Regions from separate parts of the Homo sapiens genome. Here region 2 is linked to region 1. A link is a loop called in an ENCODE intact Hi-C map of the cell type or tissue named here. Cell type or tissue: dorsolateral prefrontal cortex. All regions are shown on one strand. Each heading gives the region's core, and the rest is flanking DNA. Links, peaks and the distances in the headings are about the cores only. Region 1 overlaps SMPD3 (sphingomyelin phosphodiesterase 3). Region 2 holds the start of LOC105371321 (a long non-coding RNA gene).

Region 1 (11,707 bases), core at 3,708-11,707:
GCTTCCCAGGCCAGGTGAGTTCAGACAGGCCAGTGTCACAAGGACGCACGTCCTAGCGCCAGGCTCCCTGGGCTCTGCAGCGTTGTCTGCCCCAGCACAGGGCCAGGCATCTGGCTGGCTGCGTGGCCCCCTCTTGGTCCCTCTTGCAGCTCAATGGGTGACAAGGCACAGCATCAGGGCACCAGCACCAGGAGGGGCTGACAGCAGACAGCAGGTCCTGGTGCTCCCTCCAGCCTCACCAGGCAAAGCCGGCCCTGGGCCAGGCTGGGTGTAGGGCCAGGGCGCCACGAGGAGCGGAGGTCAGCGGGGATTGTCAAAAACAGTCCCTCAAGTTGAGTCTCGAACTTTGAAACAGACAAAACCTTCGCTGCATGACAGGAGCAGCCCTGGAGTCTCTTAAAGGCAGGTGGGCAGAGGCAGTGCTGCCGAAGGGGCCTGGGGGCTGTAGGCATCTTGGGGCTGGAGGCAGATCGGGGACCACAAGCTGTTGGCCAGCTCTGCCATGCTGAACTTGGGTGCCAGTACCACACCCTGCCCTGGGCATGCAGCAACTGTCAGCCTTGCTGCCCCAGCTTGCGCACTGGTGAGGGCCAGGCTGCTCTCTGCACCTTGGCTTCCTGCCTCCTAGGCCGGGGTCCCCTTGTGGCCTTGGTGTTGGCTGGGGTAGCTGTTGAGGATGGGCCTGGGAGGCCAGAGCCGCAGCCCCACCCGGGGGGCAGGCAGGGGTTCCTGAGCTCAGCCGGCACGCAGGTGGGGCACGTCCCCAGGGAGGGATTGGTCCCGAACCAGAGAGGTGTCCCGTGGGGGAGAGGATTGGCAGAAAGAAGAGGATGTGTTGGTTTTGATAGAAGAGAAGCTACAAATAGATTATTTTCAAAATCAGGATCCCCCCCACCCCCGTTTATGCTGTGAGTCCCTTCTTCCTGTAAAAAAAAAAGTGGATACTCTCTTCTCGGATCCCCGTTTATGGCTCCACTGCCCAGATGGGAGGCTCCCGGAGGAGGCCCAGGGTGCCAGAGCCTGCCAGACTCTGTTGTGCCTGAGCTGGGGAAGGGACCCTGTCTCGGGAAGAGCAAAGTTCTATGAGTGACTTACAGACCCTGTGAAGTGAGGGTTGGTTTTGTGATTAACCTTTTTCTGTTTTTCTTTTTAAAATGTAATTGCCCTTGAATGCGAGACCCTGGGAAGAGCCCTGGGCTGGCTGGTAGAGATGCAGCCCTCGGACCCTGCAGGAGCCGGCCCACACTGGAGGCGGGAGAGCTGGTGGCCGTGCCCAGGAAGTGCTTCTTTGGCTGGTTCTGATTGTGTTTGGAGTTTGGCCTTGGGTGAGGCCCGAGCAAGGGGTCTGTGGCTACAGCGTGGCACGTGGCATGCGGGCAGCGTGCATGCGAGGGTGCAGGCATGCGAGACGACATTGGCAGCAGACAAAAATAAAGAACCCTGGACGAAGCTTAAGAGGAGATACAGAGAGTACACGAACCCGGTCCTCATACTAACCCACGGGTTACAAACTCGGTTGTGCTGTAGATTTGTAGAAAATCGTGTTGTGAAAGAATGGCACTGGTTAGGCAGCTGGAGGCTCCTGGGGCGGGCCTGACTCCTCTGTCCACAGTGAGGCCCAGAGGCGCAGAGCAGCGCAGCTTCCAGGTTCCCGGGCACTGACTGTGGCTCCCTCCCTGTCCCTGCCCTCCTCCCCCAAGCACCGGGCACTCGATGGAGGGGACATGGCCCAGGGATGGGCTGCAGCTGCAAGGGCTGGCAGAGGCCCCGCTGCTCCGGACGGTCTATGCCTCCTCCTCCCCCGAAGACACCATCAGTCGCATGGCTACTGGCAGGTGGTCCGTCAGGCCGGACAGCTGGGTGATAAAACTGAATTCTTCCACCTCCTGGGGTGAGTGGGAGAGGGGAGAAACAGCCTGGTCAGATTCCAAGGGCATCTTGCAGGGAGCGGCCTGGGGATCCCCAAAGTGAGGCCCCGGGGCTGGGGTGGGCTGGGACCTTCCTGCAGTCAGAGGGATGGGGCCTGGAGGACCTGGGGCCCTAAGGGTCTGAGGGAGTGATGGGTATCATTGTAAGAGTGGCCTGGGGCGTGGGGTTTCAGGGAGCGGCTGTCGAGAGCTGCAGGGCCCGGGCCCTGCTCTCTCTTTGCATGGCCCTGGCTGCTGGGCCCTCCTGACTCACGGCCTTCCAGTCTGGGCACAGCCCCTCCTCTGCATGCAGCATGTAGTCGATGCGCCGGCCGTTGCCCTTCAGCAGCTCCTTCCGCCCCTTCTGGCCCGAGCTCTTGCTGGTGGGAAACGCCAGGTACTCCCTGCGGCCCTCCTCACTCTCCAGGACCCTGTCCACACATGCAGGAGGCAGGTGGGCCCCCATGCCCGCCCCTGTGGGCCTGGCAGGGGCTGTGTGTGGAGCCATGGTCTCCTCCCAGTGTGGGAGCGGGTGGGTGGGACCAAAGCGCTGGGTTTAAGATCTCTCCCCTGCGGGTCCAAAAAGGGCCTCAGCTGGGGGTAGGCCGAGTTGCCTGTGGGTTCCTGGCTGAATCTGGGCTCCGGAGCCCGTCGAAGTGTTCTGTCCGCCCCAGCCTGGCCAGCACTCACTTTCCCTTTCTGAACTCGGACAGAACTGATCCCACCCGTTCCCCAGAATGGGCTTCTGCCCTGAGCCAACAGGGGCCTGTTTTGAGGAGCTTGGTCTTTGCCATGAGTCTCGGGGACCCTTGTGACTGTTCCCAGGTTGACAGGAGCTGAGGGAGCCAGGAGAGCACCTCTGAGGAGTCTCAAATGGGGCTGTCCCTACGTGGCTGTGTGACTCTGCTTATGTTACCAAGCCTCCAAGCCTCTGTTTCCTCCTCTGAAACAAGAATGGTTGCTGTGGGCCCCAAGACGCTTCAGGGAACAGGCTGTCATCCCGCTTCTGAGTGAGGAAACCCATGATGGTGCTAGGGGATCCACAGGGAGGGCAGGGCGCTGGAGCAGGGGGATGTGACATCTGGAATCCCTTTCTGGCACTGTTGCCCTGAGACAAGCAGTATGCCCGTCTGCTTCCTGCCAGCCTGTCCCCTGGGGCCTCAGCACCACTGGGCCAGAGGCTTAGGACCCCCTCCTGGGAGCCCCCATTGCAGAGGGCAGGCTGGGGCCAGGGCCTGGGATGGCAAGTGCAGTGGTGAGAGACCCTGCAAAGGCCGCCAGGTCTGTGAGTGCCTGGACGGATGCAAAAGGGGCACCCGGCGAGGCAGGGCCTGCAAACATGGGCTTCCACAAGGTTTTCATCAGCCTTAAGATAAATACACTAATGACATTCAGGACATTGTTACAGCTCAGAAATGGAATCCATCACTGTCCTTTGCCCTTGATAATTAATTCCAGCATCAATGATCTGAGAGCTACTGGTAGTCATTTTTAAATCATCATCTCATAAAAAGAATTTTCTCAGCATAGGATGATGTTTCAAATTTAGTCTATAATCTAATTAATTGGCTCAAATTAGCTGCAAGGAACCATCGCTGTGACTGCAGTCTCGGGCTGTGAATTATAAATTGGTTCTGCTGTTGGCCTCTCAGATGTGTTCTTTATGGACATCTTACTGGGCTCAAGAATGAATTTTGGCTGGGATGGAACTGTCTCTACTTTGAAAATGGTCGGCTGTGTTATTGCAGCTGGTGTCTGTATTTGCCTGATTGGTGCTGCAAGCTGCCAGGCTGCCTTCAGCAGGCGCCGTACCCAGCAGCTCTTTCATGGGGGTCGACCTGTGGCCTGGCCCGGGGGAAATTCCAGGCCCTTTCCTGTACCCAGCAGGCAGGGGCTCGGGGCAGGGCTAGCTCCTGAAAACAGGTTTGGGAAATACCCCTAGAGATTTAGCAAGGCCAGTACCCCTGGGCGTGAGGGCGTGAGGTCTACCTGCCTGGCCCAGCTCCCAGCTCTCAAAAGCTCTCAAAGGTGAGATGAGGGACAGGTTTCTGCCAAATAAAAGCCCTCATGAGCCCGAGCTGAGCTCTCCCATGTGGGTCCTGCCCAGTCCCTGTCTCCACCTTAGTCAGGGTGTGCCTCGTCCCTGGCCTGGGAGCGCAGTGCTTACTTCTGCAGGTTGTCGGGGGTGCACACATCCTCATCGTACAGGCCGTTCGTGTCCAGCAGAGTACCTGGGGGGGACGAGGGGGTGACAGTGGTCGCTGCAGGCAGGGCCCAGGCAGCCTCTAGGGGGTGGCCTCTGTGGGTGGACACGGGCTTCTGCTAGCCAGGGGCAGCTGAATGGGGCCCTTCCCCAGCAGTGGGGTCTTGTGGGGTAGGTCCTGGTGATCTTTGAGGGAAGTCTGTGGGGAGCCCAGCTCCCATCCTCCTCCCCCAGCCCCAGCTCACCGATGGCCCACGGCTTCTCCTCACCAGGCCCCAGGCGGCAGGGGTCCCTGTAGTGGGTGAACAGGGAGTGTTGCTGCTCCAGCTTGTCGTCTGTGCGGGGAGGGAGGAAACGCTGAGGCACCAGGGGGCTTTGCTGTCCCACACGGCCTGTGCCCCTGCTTCCCATCAGTTACTCCCCATGTGCTGCCAGGCCCCCATCCCTTAGGCCACTGCCCCTGGGTGGGATCTCAGTCCCATTCAGGTGCCCCGTGCTTCATTTGTCGCTGCTTTTCTGTGTCCTTGAGAACACCTCCCCCAGCACACGCCCTGATCTTCAGCATTCCCTCTGAGGACAGTGACAGTGACCACGGTCCTCGGACAGAGGAAGGAAGGTCCCCACAAGGTCCATGTGGTCATCGGATCCACAGATCAGTTATTTACAGCAAGTGTTTGCTGTTTCACTGATGACGAGCTTGTAGTCTTTCACCCTAATGGTTTAAGGTGCAATTCCCAGGGTTCAGATCCCAGTGCAATCACTGCCTGGCTATGTGACCTTGGGCTGGTTCTCCAGCCTCTCTGAGTCTCAGCTTCCTCCACCACACCACGTGGAGACATGCAATGCTTCCCTCTCAGGGTTGTTAAGACACTTAAGTGAAACAGCGATAGAATGGCAGCTGGCTCGAAGCAAGAGCGCGGCGCCCCGTTGATGGGTGTTACTAGTGGACTCGTCCTTTGTCTGCTTCAGAGGCCCCCAGCCTTCCTTGTCAGAGGTTCGTTTTTAGGGCATCTCTGTCTCCAGCTTTCTAGGCAGAGCGTGGGCTCTTCCTGTTCTAGGATTTCTAGGGGGCAGAGAAATCAGTCTTGCTAAATACCCCGCCCACATGCTCTCGAGGAGCAGGAATTCTTTGAGCTGCCTAACGAAGTCTGTCTAGCTGTGACTGAGCCCACAGCCTCCCCAGAGCTGGAGACCTGAGTGGGGAGGAGCCCGGCCTCACCAGAGGAGCAGTTATCAAAGTTGAAATCTCCACAGACGACGTCAAATGCCACCAGCTCCTCGGGGTTGGCTGCGCTGGACGAGGAGGTAGATTTTCGGAAATCAGCCAGCCAGTCCTGAAGCAGGTCCAGCTGCCCACACCGGATGGCGCTGTCCTCTGCAGGGCAGAAGTACAGAGACTGGATGATGAAGTTCGCCCCAGACCCCAGCTAGGCCCCAGGCACTGATCCCATGCCTAGAAAAAACACAGGTGGGCGGCAACCCTACCTTGCGGGGCATGCAGGTGTGTGCAGGCGATGTACCCGACGATTCTTTGGTCCTGAGGTGTGCTTCCCACCTGCACCTGGGGGAGGAGGGGGTCAGTGCTGCCACCTGCCAGTCACTGTGGCCCTGAGAGCACAGGACACTGGCAGTGCCCACCCACCCATGAGGTCAGACCCTCACAAGCCTGGCTCCTGGCTGGATTCTGGGGTCCGAGTAGGGACAGGATGTGTCCTGCTTCTAGGGACTTACGGATCTGGGCCAGAGGCGGGTGCTGAAAGAAACTATTGGCCTGTGGCGTGGGGAGTGCTGGCGGCCATCTGTGCAAAGCATGGGGGAAGTGCCGAACCGCAGCAAGGCTCCCCGGAGGCCCAGGCCCTGCCATCTCCCAGTGACCAGCGTGGCCACGGCTCTCAGTTCCTTGTCCAGTCCTGTCTGTGGCTCTTTCCTCCCTCCCTCAGTTACACCCTAGACCTGGTCACACCCTGGTGCTTTCTCCCCCTGAAATCTCAGGGGGTTGCCCCTGTGCCATGGCGTGGCCTCAGAGCCCACCCCACACAGCAAGAGGCCCAGACCCTGCCCCTCCTGGCCTCGTCGCCTTCTGGCTGCATGGTGAGTCATCTGCTTTATAGGCCGTGGTCCCGTTGTCACCCGTCTTGGATGAGAGCTCCCTGACCTGTGTCCTAGGCTGGCCCCTGCACACCCCTGGCTCCATCCTGAGCCCACTGTGGCAGCATCCTCTTCAGGTCTCCCCTCTGCCCCGACCTCCTGCTTACCTCCTTTACCCAAGACGGAGCAGGTGACCCTGGCAGGATCCCAAAGGCTGGCTTAATACAAATTAGCATCTCCACTGTACCCTGCAGGCAATTCATAACTGCCCTACCCCAGGTGGGGGCAAGATGGAGCCCTTGTCAGTGCTCAGCCCAGGAGAGGTGAGGGATGGCCACAGAGATGCCCTGCACAGAGAGGCCGCTTACCAGCTCCTCATCCCCTGCCCCTGGGATTCCTTCCCTCCTGTGCCTCTGTACCCTCCCCAAGCCATGCAAATCCATTCCAGACTGAGTTTCCCAAGATGAGGAGACCCCAGACCCAAAAAGCACTCCAGGGAGGTGGCTGGGCAGGACACACTGCCTCTCCCAGTTGTTGGCTGAGGGCAGAGGGCCGCAGGGTGGGTGCCCCACATCTGTGGAGCTCACAGCAGCCCAAACGTCACAGCCCATCTGCTCCAACAGCCTCGGCAGGCTCCGTCCTTCCTTCACTGCTGCAGTCGGTCAGGCTGGTATTATCTCCTCCATCTGGACGTCCTCAGCAGCAGGTGCCCCTGGCTTTCTACAGCTCTTCATCCCCTTCCCAGCCCTAATGCACAGCCTTCCTTCCCCAGCACCTGGGGGTACGAACGTCTGGCTGTTCAGCCCCACAGGTTCACCATTCACTTCTTGCCCACAGACAGACCCAAACCTTAGCCTAACAGCATCCCCGCCCCCCGAATGGCTCTGTGAGATCACGCAGCATTGATGGTTCTGCTGCAAAAACAAAACACTGATGAAGCCGCCATGCTCAAAAGGCCACATGAGGCTGAGCACGGTGGCTCACGCCTGTAATCCCAGTACTTTGGGAGGCCGAGGCAAGTGGATCACCTGAGTTCAGGAGTTCGAGACCAGCCTGGCCAACATGATGAAACCCCATCTCGACTAAGAATACAAAAATTAGCCGGGTGTGCTGGGCACAGTGGCTCACACCTGTAATCCCAGCATTTTGGGAGGTTGAGGCAGGCAGATCACAAGGTCAGGAGTTTGAGACCAGCCTGACCAACATGGTGAAACGCTGTCTCTACTAAAAATACAAAAATTAGCCGGGCGTGGTGGTATGTGCCTGTAATCCCAGCTATTCAGGAGGGTGAGGCAGGAGAATCGCTTGAACCTTGGAGGCGGAGGTCACAGTGAGCCAAGATCATGCCACTGCACTCCAGCCTAGGCAACAGAGTGAGACTCTGTCTCAAAAAAAAAAAAAAAAATTAGCTGGGTGTGCATGCCTGTAACCCCAGCTATTCAGGAGGCTGAGGCAGGAGAATCCCTTGGACCTGGGGGGCGGAGGTTGCAGTGAGCCAAGATCGCCCCATTGCACCACTCTGGCCTGGGCGACAGAATGAGACTGTCTCAAAATAAATAAAAGACCACACGGGGGCGCCGTCTTCAGGCAACAACTGCTCCTCCTCCATGAGGATCATCTCAGGCCCAGTGGGCTCGTGCTGGGGTGGGGTGGCGACGCATGGACATTACTTTTCTGGGTCCTTACAACGGCTCAGGCACATGATAAAGTGATGCTGCTTTTACCGTTGAACACACTGAGGCCAGAAGTTGAGTTGTGGGCCGGGGTCACAGGCTCACATGGTCTAAGAGGCAGCTTCCAGTCGGATCTGTTTGTCGTGCGCTGCTGTGCGCTGCTCTGCGCTGCTTTCTGAGGGGCTGGTGTCTTTGCGGTTTCTCCCCGGCCGCCTGTTTGTTGGTCTTAAGGCGTCAGCCTCTCACTCATCCAACACTTGGTGTCACCTGCCCCGCGCTGTGTCCCGGACAGGGTTGGACACTCGCAGGGAGGCCTCAGACTGGGCCCTGCACGACAAGAACCCACTGGCCGGAGGAGTGACGAGGTCCTGCTCCCTCCCGCCCCGCTTCTCCCTCCTCATCTGCCGTGTGATCTCACCAAGATCCACTTGATTATTTGCTGGGCCTCATTGATTCCTGGCTCGTGGCCTTGGGAGCCGCAGAGCCTTGTGTTTCTCTTGCAAAAACAAGCAATCACACGAAAGGCTGTGCCTTTGAGTCCTGGCGGGCAAAGACTGTCAACGGAAGAGGTGTCCAGAATAAGGCTCTATTGTAGGTGAGGAAAAAGGGATTCCAGTCCCTTCCTTCACAGAGCCACATTTCCCTGAAGGCTCTGAAGTCCCATACGGGAAACCATGAGGGCCTTCCGGGAAGGAGGGGACCGCTGATTTCTGCAGCGAGTCCCTCCAGCGTCCCGGCCCCTCTCCGGCTGGGCCTGTCCCCAAGGCAGCCCCACGTACTTCACTTCTCCGCGCTGGGATCCGCGTGTGCTGGGCACACCACAGCTCTGCTGTCCTGGTGCTCTGTCTGATGGACAGACAAGACCCTGGGCACGAGGGCAGAGGAGCCCATGAAGGGAAGAGAGGATTGTGTGGCTGGCCGCTGAGGGAGCTCCATGAGGTGGTGTGGCCACACCCAGTGTGGGACCAAGACAAGCAGGGGCCAGGGGTACAGGAGCCCCTCATCGGGGTTGTGGCTGGGGCAGAGCTGGAGCTAAGGGTGGCGGGGGCAGGGGGGCGGGAGGTGGTACAAGGTGACGTTCAGACTTCCTGAGGCAGTGGAGGGCATAAGAGGAGTCACACCTGGCCTCAGACGAGGAGGGTGGCTGAAACCACAGCAGGGCTGATGCAGAGGAGGGGGCCTGGGCCAAGGGAGCTGGAGATGTGGGGTGCACCCAGGGCCATCTGGAAAGTGAGCTAGGGGCCTGGAATGGATGGGTCGGGCACAGGACAGAGCAGCCAAGGTGGTCCTTCTGGCTTCAGGATGGCAGAACACAGAAGAGGAGCAGCCCGGGGCAGAGGCTGAGTCTGGTTTGCGAGTGAATGGGGATGTGTCCTGGAGGCAGCCAGATGTAGGGCTGGGGGGAGAGGTCTGGGCCAGGACAAAGCAGAGGGGCCTCAGAAAGGGCAGAAATGGAAGCTGCAGAGTCTCACTCCCAGGCAGGTGTCATGATGGTTGCTGGGAAACCCCACTGCGGGGCAGCCAACCACGGCTCCAGCTCACTGCAGCCGCGTGGGGTACGGAATGTGGCAGGCCTGGGGCTGCTGAGAGAACCTGCAAACCGGGTTTTCTGTGAAATATCTTGATTTTAACATATTGGTCAAGGCTGGGTATGGTGGCTCACGCCTGTAATTCCAGCACTTTGGGAGGCCGAGGTGGGCAGATCACCTGAGGTCGGGAGTTTGAGATCACCCTGACCAACACGGTGAAACTCCGTCTCTACTAAAAATAAAAAATTAGCCAGGCGTGGTGGTGCATGTCTGTAATCCCAGCTACTTGGGAGGCCATGGCAGGAGAATTGCTTGAACCCGGGAGGCAGAGGTTGTGGTGAGCCGAGATCGTGCCACTGCACTCCAGCCTGGACAACAAGAGTGAAACTCCGTCTCAAAAAAAAAAAAAAAAAATTGGTCAATACAAAAAATTTTTGAATGTCATAGATCAGGTTACAGTTTGAGACCCAGGAGGTAGAGGAAGATGAAAAGAACTTTCAGGACAGAACCTGGGAGGAGGGGCTGTCCCAGGCAGACACTGTTGAGCTCAGTGGGAACAGTGAGGGTGCCCCACAGAGGAGGGAGGTGGGGACAGGATGTGTGGATTGATCTGTGCAGAAGTGGGCTGGGGTAGGGGGCGGGGGAGGGCCCGGCCTCTGAGCCACCTGTAGTAGGGTGGGAGTGAGGGGTGGGAGTAAGGGGCACATCCTCCCACCCTGGACCTGGCAACACATCCCCTTCCTCCCCAGAAAGTCACTCTAGCTGTCGAGACAAAAATATATCCAGGGAACAGAACACCAACGGACCATATGCCAAAATGGGAAGGTTGGATCTATCTGTCAGGAGTTGCTTCAATTTCAGCATCCCTTGCTGTGAATGAAGAGCAGAGGACCCAAACTCTGGGCCTGGCAGAGCCACACAAGAGCCATGGACGAACCAGAAGTGGGGGCCAGGGCCCTTGCTGCCTGCCCTGGCTCCCATAGGGCTTGAAGACAAGCTCTGCCACTCATGGCAGGCGCCAGGTTGCGCACCAGTGTTTCCCTGGGCAGGCGGAGTGTGGTTGCTTCTGAAGGCGAACTGGGAAGTGAGGAAACCTGCCCTAGGCAGGCCTCTGAACCGCAGCCCTCCCTGCAAAGCCACCACTTTTTCATGTCTCACCCTAAAGGGACAGAACCCACATCTGAAACAGCTGCTGCCTCTCAGGGCAGAAAGCCCTGTGCTGCATCCACTGGCCAAATGACACTTCAGAAAACCGTGGAAGCACCATGAGCGGCTTTTGGATAGAGAACAAAAGTCGACACTCTGAGCATCTCAGGCGCAGTAGAAGATAATGTGTAATGACCAAATTACCACAGCCTAAAAACTCCTCCAATCGAATCCAAATTAGCAGAAATAATTATGATTCACTTTAATTAGTGACTATGGAAGCGAAACCATGGCTGGTGGGCAGACAGCCTGGCAGGGCAGCTGCACGACAGCCAGGAGGGAGGGGTGTCCAGGCCAGGGAAGCTAGTGGCCTCAGTGAGCCAGGCGGTGTCACGGCCTGGAGACCTGAGGGTCCCGTCTGCTTGCCTGATGCGCTTGGTCTGGGCTGGTCTCTCTGCCTCGTTATGAACCGACAGGGCCCCTACCTCCTGTTCTTCCTCACTTTATCACTGCCACCATCTCCACGGCTACCACCGCCACTCTTGCGCCAGCTCGGAACCCTTCCCAGGCCTTACTGCTCTGTTCCACTCCCACCCTCTCTCCACTTTACAGTTGGGGAAATGGTGGCTCAGAGATCTGAGGAACGGGCCCAGATCACCCAGATGGGTCTGTCTGAGCCCAGAGCCTCGGTGCTCATCCCTGCATTGGTCTTGACCCTGTCCCCGAGCCAGGGCCCTGCTGTTTGGCTCCAGGAAAGACCGCGTCTGCCTCCCACTCCAACCTCCCACTCCAGCCCCCATGACGATGAGGACTCCCCGCTGCAGCCCCCCTGCCTACATGGCTCTAGGACCAGCTGGCACGTGGTCCTCAGGCTGGGCCGAGGTCTCCTACCTTGAGAAACAGAGCTCCCTTAGAGGCCAGGGCATCGTCGTTACACTTGTTGGGGTAACAGTGATAGGCCACGTCCATGATGGGGTAGCGGCTGGCAAAGAGGAGGCCGCTGTTGAGACACTTGAAGCTGCAGCAGCCCTGGCAGCCGTAGACCCCGACGTCGTACAGGATGTACTCGAAGTAGCCGTGCAGCTGCTCTTTCAATTTGGTGGCTGCTCGCTTGTCAAACACCTCCTGCAGGCACAGGAAGTCCAGGTTGGCGGGGAAGAA
Region 2 (11,707 bases), core at 2,018-10,017, 150 kb after region 1:
AAGTCCCGGTTGCCACGGTGCCACTGTCCTAGAGGCATCTATCAAAAGGCCCCACCCAGAACCTCCTCAGAGGGCATCTAAGCAACTGCCTATAATTAAGAATAGAGGTGTGACTGAGATCTGAGGGAGGGCTGCTGTCTTAGTCTGTTTTGGTTGCTATAACAAAATAACCACAAACTGGGCAGCTTATATGCAACAAAAATTGACTTCTCACAGTTCTGGAGGCTGGGAAGTCCACAATCATGGTATCAGCAGAGTCGGCGTCTAGTGAGGGTCTGCTTTCCAGTTCACAGATGGCGCCTTCTCCTTGTGTCCTCATGTGGTGGAAGGGGTGAGCTAGCTCTCTGGAACCTGTTTTATAAGGGCGCTAATCCCCAGCATGAGCACGCTCCAACCCTATGACCTAATTACCTCCCGAAGACTCCCACCTCCTAATACAATCACATTGGTGAATTGTGGAGGGACATAAACGTTCAGCCCATGGCAGCTGCTGACACCCGCTCCTAAAGCCCCTTGACACCACCTGTTGGCACCACCACTGCCTACATCCCCAAATGCCAGGCCTGACTTTTCCAATCAACCTTGGCTCTTGTCCCTTACTCCTTGGACCCCTTTCTTAATTTCTGGTCCTGAGACATAGAACACAAAGAACAAGAGCTCTTCTCTCTCAGGGTTGTTGTGAAAATTAAACGAAATAAGAGTTTAAGAGCATAAACTGGGAAATAATAAAGATAATAGATTGTTTGACCTAGATGCAATTGTAGATCATAGAAAATATCGATGAATGTAGACCGGAGATAGGATCTTGTTCTAGAAAGATGCATACGTTTTGAATTGACACAAGAATAAAGTACATTTTAGGCCAGGCAAAGTGGCTCACACCTGTAATCCCTACGCTTTGAGAGGCAGAGGTGAGAGGATCACATGAGACCAGTTGTTCAAGACCAGCCTGGGCAACACAGTGAGATCCCATCTCTACAAAAAACCTTTTAAAAAATTAGCCAGGTGTGGTGTTGCACACTCATAGTCCCATCTACTCAAGAGGCCAAGGCAGGAGGATCATTTGAGCCCAGGAGTTTGTGGCTACAGTGAGCTATGATTGCACCACTGCACTCCAGCCTGGGTGACACAGGGACACCCCTATCTCTTAAAAAAAAGAAAGAAAGAAAACGAATTAGCTGGGCATAGTGGCACCCGCCTGTAGTCCCAGCTTCTCAGGAGGCTGAGGTGGGAAGATCTCTTGAGCCTAGGAGGTTGAGGTTGCAGTGAGCTGTGATTGTGCCACTTCACTCAGCCTGGGCAACAGAGTGAGGCCCTGTCTCAAAAAATAAATTAATTAAATAAAGCACATTTATTTAAAGAAAGAAATTAAATGACATATAAATAATATATGTATAGTCCTACAAACGTGACTCATAAAATATAACTATAAAACAATTTCTATTTGTCTCCCTTTGTCCTTTACACTGACCCTATGGAGTTTCTTTTCCCTTTGTCCCTCATTGAAATTTAGGCTAAGTCCCCTGACAACCCCTTCTTTGCCCCTTGGCCCAGGAGTAACCTTCAGTTTCTTTCTGCCAATGTCTTTTTGTTCTTCCCAGGAGGCTTTTTTTTTTTTTTTTTGAGACAGAGTCTTGCTCTGTTGCCCAGGCTGGAGTGTAGTGGCGCGATCTTGGCTCACTGCAGCCTCTGCCTCTGGGTTCAAGCAATTCTCCTGCCTCGGCCTCCTAGGTAGCTGGGGTTACAGGCGCCGGCCACAATGCCTGGCTAATTTTTGTATTTTTAGTAGAGATGGGGTTTCACCATGTTGGCCAGGCTGGTCTCGAACACCTGACCTCATGTGATCTGCCTGCCTCAGCCTCCCAAAGTGCTGGGATTACAGGCGTGAGCCACGGCGCCCAGCAAAATGTGCCTTTCTGATCTCCACCAACTACCTCCAGGGAGAATAATGTTCCCCTGGTTACATTGTGAGAATGGGTAGGCCAGAGAGGAGAAGGGTACCCCAGCCAGCTCTGGGAATGTGGTGGGTCTGGCAGTGTCCCAAGCAGGCACTGAACAATTCCCACATTGGCTACTCTGCTAGATATTTTGTCCCTTTAAGGATTTACTCATTGATCCCACTGAGAGAAGAATTATGAGGCCACTTGCTCAGTGTGACCAAAGGGGCCACAGAAGTGCCAGGTCAGGAGGCGGAATGAAAACCATACCCCAGAAAACAGAAGAGGAGGAGGCTGGGGAGGAAGGCGGTGGGTGGGTTGGGGGCAGGGAGGACCCTGAAGTCAGTTGCCTTGGGGAGAAACCCAGGGTCTGAAGGTAACCCAGACACTCTGTCCCCAGGGGGAGGGGTCTGGATCCCATTCTCCGAGTGGCCTGGGAGGAGACAGACGGTCTGGGAAGGCGAGGCAGTGCCCTAAGAACAGCCACACCAGCAAGCTTATCTCAGATGATTAAATGGCAGCAGATAAATTTAACTAAACGTGAGTAATGGGGACACAAAGGGGAAGTGAAGAGAAATAGAATATTTTAGCAACATAAGGAAATGAGAAGAAAATGACTTTGCAATGAAATGTCAAACTTCTGTGCCTGGAGGAGATGTAATCTGGTCATTGCAGGCCCAGGAGAGCGGGGGAGTCTGTAGTTATTTCAAGCAAATTTTAATTCACTTTAATTTAATAACATATGACCAAATACCTTTGAGAGAGTGGCAGGGGACAGAACTGGAAATCAGAGAGTGCCAGCCCTGTGAACTGAGGTGTTTCTTATTTGTTTTTTGCAAGAAGCTGTACTTATATTAATTCATTCATTAACCCATTCATTCAGGGCATGAATATTAAAGGCTGAGGATTAATAAAATATACAACTCAGCTTCCCCCCGGCTCACAGGAAATCCTGGCCAGCTAGGAAGACCGACAGATGAACAGAAAGTTGCAATGTAGGGGCCAGGTGCGGTGTCTTATATCTGTAATCCCAACACTTTGGGAGGCCAGTGTGACAGGATGACATGAGGCCAGTTAAAGACCAGCCTGGGCAACAAGCAAGATCCCATCTCTATAAAAAATACAAAAATTAACCGGGCATAGTGGGACACGCCTGTTGTCCTAGCTACGTGGGAGGCTGAGGCAGGAGGATTGGTTGAGCCCAGGAATTCAAGGCTGCAGTGAGTTATGATTTCACCACTGCACCACAGCCTGAGTGACAGAGTGAGGCCCTGTCTCAAAAAAAAAAAAAAAAAAGTTGCAATGTAGGGCCACATCCTGGGCCTAATACCTGGTGTTCAGTAGAAGTTTGTGGAATAAATACAGGATTGAAAGGGTGGTTTTGGGAAGGTGCCAGAAAGAGTGAACATCTAGCTGGGTCTTTTTCTTTTTGAGACGGAGCCTCGCTGTGTCGCCCAGGCTGGAGTGCTATGGCGCAATCTTGCTCACTGCAACCTTGGCTCCTGGGTTCAAGCAATTCTCCTGCCTCTGCCTCCCGAGTAGCTGGGATTATGAGCACCCGCCACCACACCTGGCTAATTTTTGTATTTTTGGTAGAGACGGGGTTTCACCATGTTGGCCAGGTTGGTCTCAAACTCCTGACCTCAAGTGATCCACCCGCCTCAGCCTCCCAAAGTGCTGGGATTACAGGCATAAGCCACTGTGCTCAGCCTTCTAGCTGGGTCTTGAAGGATGAATAAACTCACCAGGAAGGCAAGCAAGTCCAGGGCACATCCAGGGACTGCCTGTGACGAGGAGAAAAGGATCACGTGTAACAAGGAGATGCTGGTTACATTTGCTGGGCTGGGGAAGGTTGCCCAGGGAATGGGGACAGGGTGAGAAGAGGAAAAGGGCAAGGAGGGGCCCTGATGAGGAGTGACACTCAGGAAGGTAGACTCTGAAGAGAAGTCCTCCCCCACCCCTCAAGCCATCACTGAGATCTCTACCCCAGGCCAGCGCCTACTCATCCTTCAAGGCTCAAGCATCACTTCCTCCAGGAAGCCTTTCTGCCCAGCTCAGGCTGTGGTCCTCCCCCTTCCATGTGGTGCTCCCAGCACACTGCGCCACCAACCTTGTGACTGCCCACCTCCAGTCCTGTATTGGGTTGGCTTGTCTGTATGCTTGCCTGTCTCCCAACAGAGGCTGTATGCCCAGTTCTGGTGATGCTGCCCCACCCCATGCACTAGTGGCTCCCTGGATTCCGGCCGGGCTGTGCTGCCTATGGGATTCCATCACACAGATGCACGAGGCCTGTAAGGAAAAGTGGATCCCAAAGCCAGAGTCTGAGTCAAGGGTTGCTGGGGGTGGGGTGTGGACAGGGGGTTGGCCGAGGGAAGGGTATTTTACTCCACATCACATAAGATTTTTACACTCATTGCCAGGCACAGTGGCTCACGCCTGTAATCCCAGCACTTTGGGAGGCCGAGGCAGGTGGATCACTTGAGGTCAGGAGTTCAAGATCAGCCTGGCCAATATGGTGAAACTCCAGCTCTACTAAAAATACAAAAATTAGCCAGGCCTGGTGGTGCACCCCTGTAGCCCAGCTACTCTGGAGGCTGAGGCAGGAGAATCACTTGAACCCGGGAGGCGGAAGTTGCAGTGAGCCAAGATAGTGCCACTGCACTCCAGCCTGGGCGACAGAGCGAGACTCTGTCTCAGAAAAAAATAATAATAAATTGCACTCTCTCTTCTTTGTTTTTTTTTGTTTTGAGACAGAGTCTTTCTGTCGCCCAGGTTGGAGTGCAGTGGCATGATCTCGGCTCACTGCAGCCTCCGCCTCCCAGGTTCAAGCGATTCTCCTGCCTCAGCCTTCCAAGTAACTGGTATTACAGCGCCCACCACTACGCCTGGCTAATTTTTGCATTTTTAGTAGAGACGGGGTTTCATCATGTTGGCCAGGCTGGATAATCCACCCACCTCAGCCTCCCAAATAACTGGTATTACAGCGCCCACCACTACGCCCGGCTAATTTTTGTATTTTTAGTAGAGACGGGGTTTCACCATGGTGGCCAGGCTGGATAATCCACCCACCTCGGCCTCCCAAAGTGCTGGGATTACAGGCGTGAGCCACCGCGCCCGGCCAGACTTTTACACTCTCGAGAGGGACTTTGGAAGTGCCGTGGGTGACAGCCCTTCTGAAGTCCCCAGGACCCTGGCTGGAAGGGATGGGTAATTAGAGCTGTTGTGCCTGGGTGACAAAGCCAGAGAAGCCTGGTCCCTGGAGGAGAAACCGAAATGTCTGGAGAGGTGGGGCGGGTGGCCAGGCTCAGGGTAGAGAGAAGCAATACAGAGGCCAGGTAAGAGAGCCGCCCCCTCTCTGGACAGGGCTGCAGGTGAAATACGCCGCCCGAGGTAAAGGAAAGAACTGCAGGTTCCATAAGTGTCCGCTAGGGGGCTACCGAGGATACACCAGCTGGGTCGCCTTGGTAACCGCGGAGCTGCGAATGTGTTGTCCCCACGCGGTGGCGGGGAGGTACCAAGATCGCCCCAGGCGCGGCGTATCAGACGCTGGGGTGGGGGCGGGGGTCTGTGGCCATCAGCCCCAGGCAGGCCGTGAGCCCAGGCCAAGGTCCAGGCAGAGATGAAGGACCCAGCTTACTTTCACCTTCGTGTTTTCTCACCTCTGCTCAGGTCACACCTTCACTGGTTGAACTGGACTTAGCAGTTGTGGTAGGAAAAATTAAAATGGTGTTTTGGATCAGCCAAAACAGCTCCTGCATTGTACAGATGAAATAGCAACCCAGAGAGGGAAAGTCACTTGGAGATCACACAACAGCAGACCTGGAAACAGAGCGAAGAGAAAGTGGAACAGAATGGAAGAAAGCAAAGCAAATGAGCAAAGCCCAGTCAAGCAATGTGTTCACTTTATTATCATCATCATCATTATTATTATTATTATTATTTTGAGACAGGGTCTCACTCTGTCGCCCAGGCTAGAGTGCTGTGGTGCAATCATAGCTCACTGCAGCCTCAAACCTCGAACTACTGGGCTCAAGCCGTCCTTTCACCTTAGCCTTCCTCCTGTAGCTGAGACCACAGGCTCATGCTACCATGCCCAGCTAATTTTTGTATTTTTTGTAGAGACAGGCTCTTGCTTTGTTGCCCAGGCTGGTCTCGAACTCCTGACTTCATGTGATCCTCCGGACTCAGCTTCCCAAAGTGCTGGGATTAAAGGTTCGAGCCACTTCACTCAGCATTCTATTTTTTAAATTACCACTTTTGAATTTAAATAGTTTTAAGCATAAGCTTTTACCTGGTGAATTTAAGAAGACATAATGCTACAATGTAACTTAAGAATCCCTCCAGCAGATGACAGGCATCTTTTCCTTCCTATACCACATTCTTCCTCCTCCAACTAGTGTCTTTCTCTGGGCTTTAGTTTCATCTATACAATGAAGGAGCTGTCTTAGCTCTTCTCAAAAACCATTACTCTTTATAATAAAGCAAAGCCTCTGTGGTCCTACACTTTGGGAGGCCGAGGCGGGTGGATCATGAGGTCAGGAGTTTGAGATCAGCCTGGCCAACATGGTGAAACCCCCATCTCTACTAAAAATACAAAAATTAGCTGGGCGTGGTGGTGGGCACCTGTAATCCCAGCTACTCGGGAGGCTGAGGCAGGAAAATCACTTGAAACCAGAAGGCAGAGGTTGCAGTGAGCCGAGATTGCGCCACTGCACTCCAACCTGGGTGAAAGAGTGAAACTTCATCTCAAAATAAATAAATAAATAAATAAATAAATAAATAAATAAAGCCTTTATGTCATAAGCTTAGCTCAGTTAACTCAGCACACAGTTCGTGGGCACATAAGTGGGTAAGTTCCTCTTACAGACAGAACCTGCTTGGCTGTCAAATATCTCTGTAACTGGGCCCCTGGCAGGCCCAGCCTCAGGACAATCTAGACCAGGTTCTTGGATCCATGTATCTGGTTGTAATGTTGGAGGACATCAGCCATGAACAAAAACTATCTCGGCTATAATATTTGCAAGTTAATTAATTTGCAAGTTTATTTAAAAATTCAGATACAAGGCCAAGTGCCATGGCTCATGCCTGTAATCCCAGCGCTTTGGGAGGCCAAGGTGGGTGGATCACTTGAGTTCAGGAGTTTGAGACCAACCTGGCCGACATGGTGAAACCCCACCTCTACTAAAAATACAAAAATTAGCCAGGTGTGGTGGTGGGCACCTGTAATGCCAGCTACTCGGGAGGCTGAGACAGAGGAATCAATTGAACCTGGGAGGCGGAGGTGGCAGTGAGCTCAGATTGCACCACTGCACTCCAGCCTGGCGACAGAGCAAGACTCCGTCTCAAATAAATAAATAAATTCAGATACAAACATAATTCAATAAATATAGCATGAGAACAATCTTGTTTAATTTTTTATTTTTTATTTTTTTTGGAGACAAGTTCTCACTCTGTGGCCCAGGCTGGAGTGCACTGGTGCGATCTCGGCTCACTGCAACCTCTGCCTCCCGGGTCCAAGTGATTCTTGTGCCTCAGCCTCCCAAGTAACTGGGACTACAGGTGCATACCACGAGGCCCGGTTAATTTTTGTAGTTTTAGTAGAGATAGGGTTTCGCCATGTTGGCCAGGCTGGTCTCAAACTCCTGGGCTCAAGCAATCTGCCCGCCTCAGCCTCCCAAAGTGCTGGGATTACAGGCATGAGCCACTGCACCTGGCCCAAATTTGTTTAATTTCTAGTCCCTCACTCTTTCTCTGCCCTCCTTCTCTATCCTGTCCTTGGCTCATTTTGTCCACTTTCTTTCTTTTTTTTTTTTTTAAGATGGAGTCTTGCTCTGTTGCCCAGGCCTGGAGTGCAGTGGCATGATTTCGAACAGCCACCGGGCCAGGCTATTTTTAAAATATTTTTAGTAGAGTTGGGGTTTTGCCATGTTGGCCAGGCTTGTCTCGAACTCCTGGCCTCAAGCGATCTGCCTGCCTCGGCTTCTCAAAGTGCTGGGATTACAGACAAGAGCCACCATGCCCGGCCTTGTCCACTTTTTTGTTTCTAAACACAGTCCTCTGCTTGGCTGCAAAAACCCTCAGATGCCATCTGTGTCTTGAATGGCTGCGTGGGATCAGTCCCCTCCCCACAACCAGCCACATCCCAGGGTCATTGAATATCCTCGTCTCGGGGGCACAGAGGTATCTGGGGAAAGCCTTGCCTGGGTGGACATTCATGACTTCAAGCCCATGAGGAAAGCCTGTGATAAAAGAGACCAGGTGAGGGCAAACATGGGATGCTAGGGTGGCCGGAGTTGGTTCCCGCTGGTGGGTTCGTGGTCTCGCTGACTTTAAGAATGGAGCCTCAGACCTTCGCAGTGAGTGTTACAGCTCTTAAAGATGGCATGGACTCAAAGAGTGAGCAGTAGCAAGGTTTATTGTTAAGAGCAAAATGACAAAGCTTCCATGGTGTTGAAGGGGACCACCGCTGCTGGCTGAAGGGGGTGGCCAGCTTTTATTCCCTTATTTGTCTTCTCCCATGTTCCGTTTTTGTCCTATCAGAGTGCCCTTTTCTCAATCCTCCCTGTGATTGGCTACTTTTAGGATCCTGCTGATTGGTGTGTTTTACAGAGCGCTGATTGGTGCATTTTACAATCCCCTTGCTAGCTACAGAGTGCTGATTGGTGCGTTTTACAATCCTCTTGTAAGACAGAAAAGTTCTCCAAGTCCCCACTCGACCCAGGAAGTCCAGCTGGCTTCACCTCTCGCTCGGGTACTCCTGGGGCCCATCCATCAATTGACGAAGGGACAAGTGACTGGCCTGAGCAGGGCCTCTCTGGGAAAGTCAGGTGGCTGAACTGGAGCCCAGTGTGAGGTCTCCTGACTGCTGACCCTTGTTACCCACAGGGACTACATTGCCTTGAGGTGACACCACTTGGCTCTGGCCTGAGTCACCGCAGTTGAGATGAATCAAGAGTGTGTGGAAGGTTGGGTGCAGTGGCTGATGCCTATAATCCCAGCACTTTGGGAGGCAGAGGCAGGAGGATCACTTGAGCCCAGGAGTTCAAGACCAGCCTGGGCAACATAACGAGACCCCATTTCGATATACATGAAAATATATAAAAAATAAAGGGTTTGTAGAGCCCTTCAGAATGACCCAGGGTGGCAGAACACCAGAGGAACTCAGACAGCTGGGGCTACTAGGTGCTCAGTGAACTTTTGTTGAACTGAAAGTCATTTTCTGGGGCTTATGGAGGTGTCAGTAACCTAAGATCAGACCTATCAGACGTCACCACAGGGTGTCTGTGACAAGGCGCCAGATGCTCACAGCTGTGTGGGTCTGGGGAACTGAGTGCCCGGTTTTTTTTTGTTATCTGCCCTCCCCAACATATATCTGAATAAGAAACTTTAATTAGACTGAACTAATGACAAACTGTGGTAAAGTTTTCCATACAATAGCATAGTCTTCAGCAATAAAAGGGAATCAATTATTAATATGCATGATGACTTGGATGGACTTCAAGGGTGTTATTCTGAGTAAAAAGTAAATACAATCTTAAATGCTCATATACTGCATGATTTCATTTATATAACATTTAAAAGTAATAGAGATTTTAAAAGTATAGAGATGGAGAATAAAGATGTCATGGATTAGAGAAGGAGCTAGAAAGGGTATCACCATAAGAGAGTAGCCCAGGCCGGGCGCAGTGGCTCACGCCTGTAATCCCAGCACTTTGGGAGGCCGAGGTGGCCGGATCACAAGGTCAGGAGATCGAGACCATTTTGGCCAACATGGTAAAACCCCGTCTCTACTAAAATACAAAAAATTAGCCGGTCGTGGTGGCGTGCACCTATAGTCCCAGCTATTTGGGAGGCTGAGGCAGGGGAATCGCTTGAACGCGGGAGGCGGAGGTTGCAGTGAGCTGAGAAAACGCCATTGCACTCCAGCCTGGGCAACAGGGCAAGACCCCATCTCAAAAAAAAAAAAAAAAAGAGAATAGCCCAAAGGGAGTTTCTCTGTCGTAATAGGAGTTTTGTATCTTAAATTTACCATGGTTCTATTAATATATACATATGACAAGGTGCCACAGAATTATAAACAAAGACATAAAAAATATATGCAAAGCAGGTAAAAATCCAAGTAAGGACTTTAGATAAATATATTGTGCCAATATCAATTTCCCGATTTTGAGAATGCACTAGAATTATGTAAGGTGCCAGTATCGAGGGAAACTGGGTGATGGGTACACGGGACCTCTTCGTTCTACTTTTGCACTTCTTGTGAGTCTGTCATTAACTCAAAATCAAAAGTGTAACAAAATCTGTACTAGCTTTATTCTGTTTTGAATATTTTGAGTTCGGGGGTGGCTAGTGTCATGGAATATTATCCGGGACTCTGGTTGCAGCAGTCAAAGAACCCATTTTATTTATTTGTTGACTTTATTTATCTGTATTTGAGACAGAGTCTCCCTCTGTCGCCCAGGCTGGAGTGCAGTGGCACGATCTCGGCTCACTGCAGCCTCTGCCTCTCAAAGCGATTCCCCTGCCTCAGCCTCCTGAGTAGCTGGGATTACAGGCGCACACCACCACGTCTGGCTAATTTTTTGTATTTTTAGTAGAGACGGGGTTTCACCATGTCGACTAGGCTGGTCTCTAACTCCTGACTTCAGGTGATCCACCCGCCTCGGCCTCCCAAAGTGCTGGGATTACAGACGTGAGCCACCACGCCCGGGCAGAGAACCTATTTTAAACTGGCATAGGACAAAACAGGAAGAAATTATTGGTGCATATAATTAAACTGTGAAACTAGCAGGGCTAGAGCTGCACACAGGGCCAGCTAACTCGGGACTGGCACAAAAAGAACTCTCTCTCTCTCTGCCGCCTCCTCTCCCTTCCCTCCTCCCATCCCCCTCTCCCATCTCCTCCTCTCCCATCCCTCATCTCTTCCTCCCCACTCTCTTTCTCAACCTGCACTCTGGACTCCTCTCTGTGTGTTGGCTTCCAATCCTCACAGCCCTGCTGACAATCTAGGGGGAAAGGCTTCCTTCTACAGAGCATCTACATAAAACATCAGAGGGAAGCATCTGATTGGCCTGCTTTGGGTCACATGGAGTCTGTGATTAACCGCGTCACCAGAACTTCATAGAGGAGGAAGAAGAACTGCCCCTAAAGGAAGAGGGTGCTGTTACTGAGAGATGAGAGAAGGGATGCTGGCTGGGGTAGTGAGAGGTGACAGCATGCTGGCAGCCCTCGCAACCCTCGCTGGCTCTCAGCGCCTCCTCGGCCTTGGCACCCACTCTGGCCGCGCTTGAGGAGCCCTTCAGCCCACCGCTGCACTGTGGGAGCCCCTTTCTGGGCTGGCCAAGGCCGGAGCTGGCTCCCTCAGCTTGCGGGGAGGTGTGGAGGGAGAGGCGCAGGCGGGAACCGGGGCTGCGCACAGCGCTTGCGGGCCAGCGCGAGTTCCGGGTGGGTGTGGGCTCCGCGGGCCCTGCACTGGGATCGCCTGGCCAGCCCGCAAGCCCTGGGCAGTGAGGGGCTTAGCACCTGGGCCAGCAGCTGCTGTGCTCGGTTTCTCGCCCAACCTTAGCTGCCTCCCCGCCGAGCAGGCTTGGGACCTGCAGCCCGCCATGCCTGAACCTCCCCCCGCCCCAGGCTCCTGCGCAGCCCGAGCCTCCAAGACGAGCGCCGCTCCTGGCTCCACGGCGCCCAGTCCCATCCACCGTTCAAGGGCTGAGGAGCGTGGGACCACGGCGCGGAACTGGCAGGCAGCTCCAACTGCAGCCCCGGTGCGG

The links. Hi-C counts contacts between places; a loop is a spot of excess contacts. Peaks named below come from ENCODE experiments on the same cell type or tissue, not always from the same donor. Only the 100,000 strongest peaks of a DNase experiment are listed, where the experiment ranks them.
Region 2: a loop joins it to region 1, with 2.5 times the contacts of the local background. A loop is called at or near these places in 20 of 110 quality-filtered maps.

What each region holds. Positions count from the first base shown.
Region 1 is chr16:68,359,422-68,371,128 of GRCh38, forward strand. SMPD3 (sphingomyelin phosphodiesterase 3) reads right to left here. Exons shown (of 9, transcript NM_018667.4): 3 at 11,438-11,707; 4 at 5,596-5,671; 5 at 5,330-5,485; 6 at 4,356-4,445; 7 at 4,075-4,138; 8 at 2,182-2,338; 9 at 1-1,886. The coding sequence ends at 1,785. It also overlaps a transcript of PRMT7 not described here. Among named protein-coding and RNA genes, the nearest start is that of PRMT7, 54 kb to the left of the region's middle. RefSeq lists enhancers at 3,147-3,959, 3,960-4,771, 7,568-8,121, 8,122-8,674, 9,101-9,300 and 1 more. In dorsolateral prefrontal cortex, for the core only: a CTCF peak has its summit at 7,798; a DNase peak (open chromatin) is centred at 7,771; H3K27ac peaks cover 4,863 bases.
Region 2 is chr16:68,515,428-68,527,134 of GRCh38, forward strand. It overlaps LOC105371321 (a long non-coding RNA gene), which reads right to left and starts at 590. Exons shown (of 4, transcript XR_933693.3): 1 at 215-590. RefSeq lists enhancers at 5,448-5,527, 5,548-5,597, 5,638-5,687. In dorsolateral prefrontal cortex, for the core only: CTCF peaks have their summits at 5,350 (motif pointing right) and 5,551; a DNase peak (open chromatin) is centred at 5,404; H3K4me3 peaks cover 729 bases.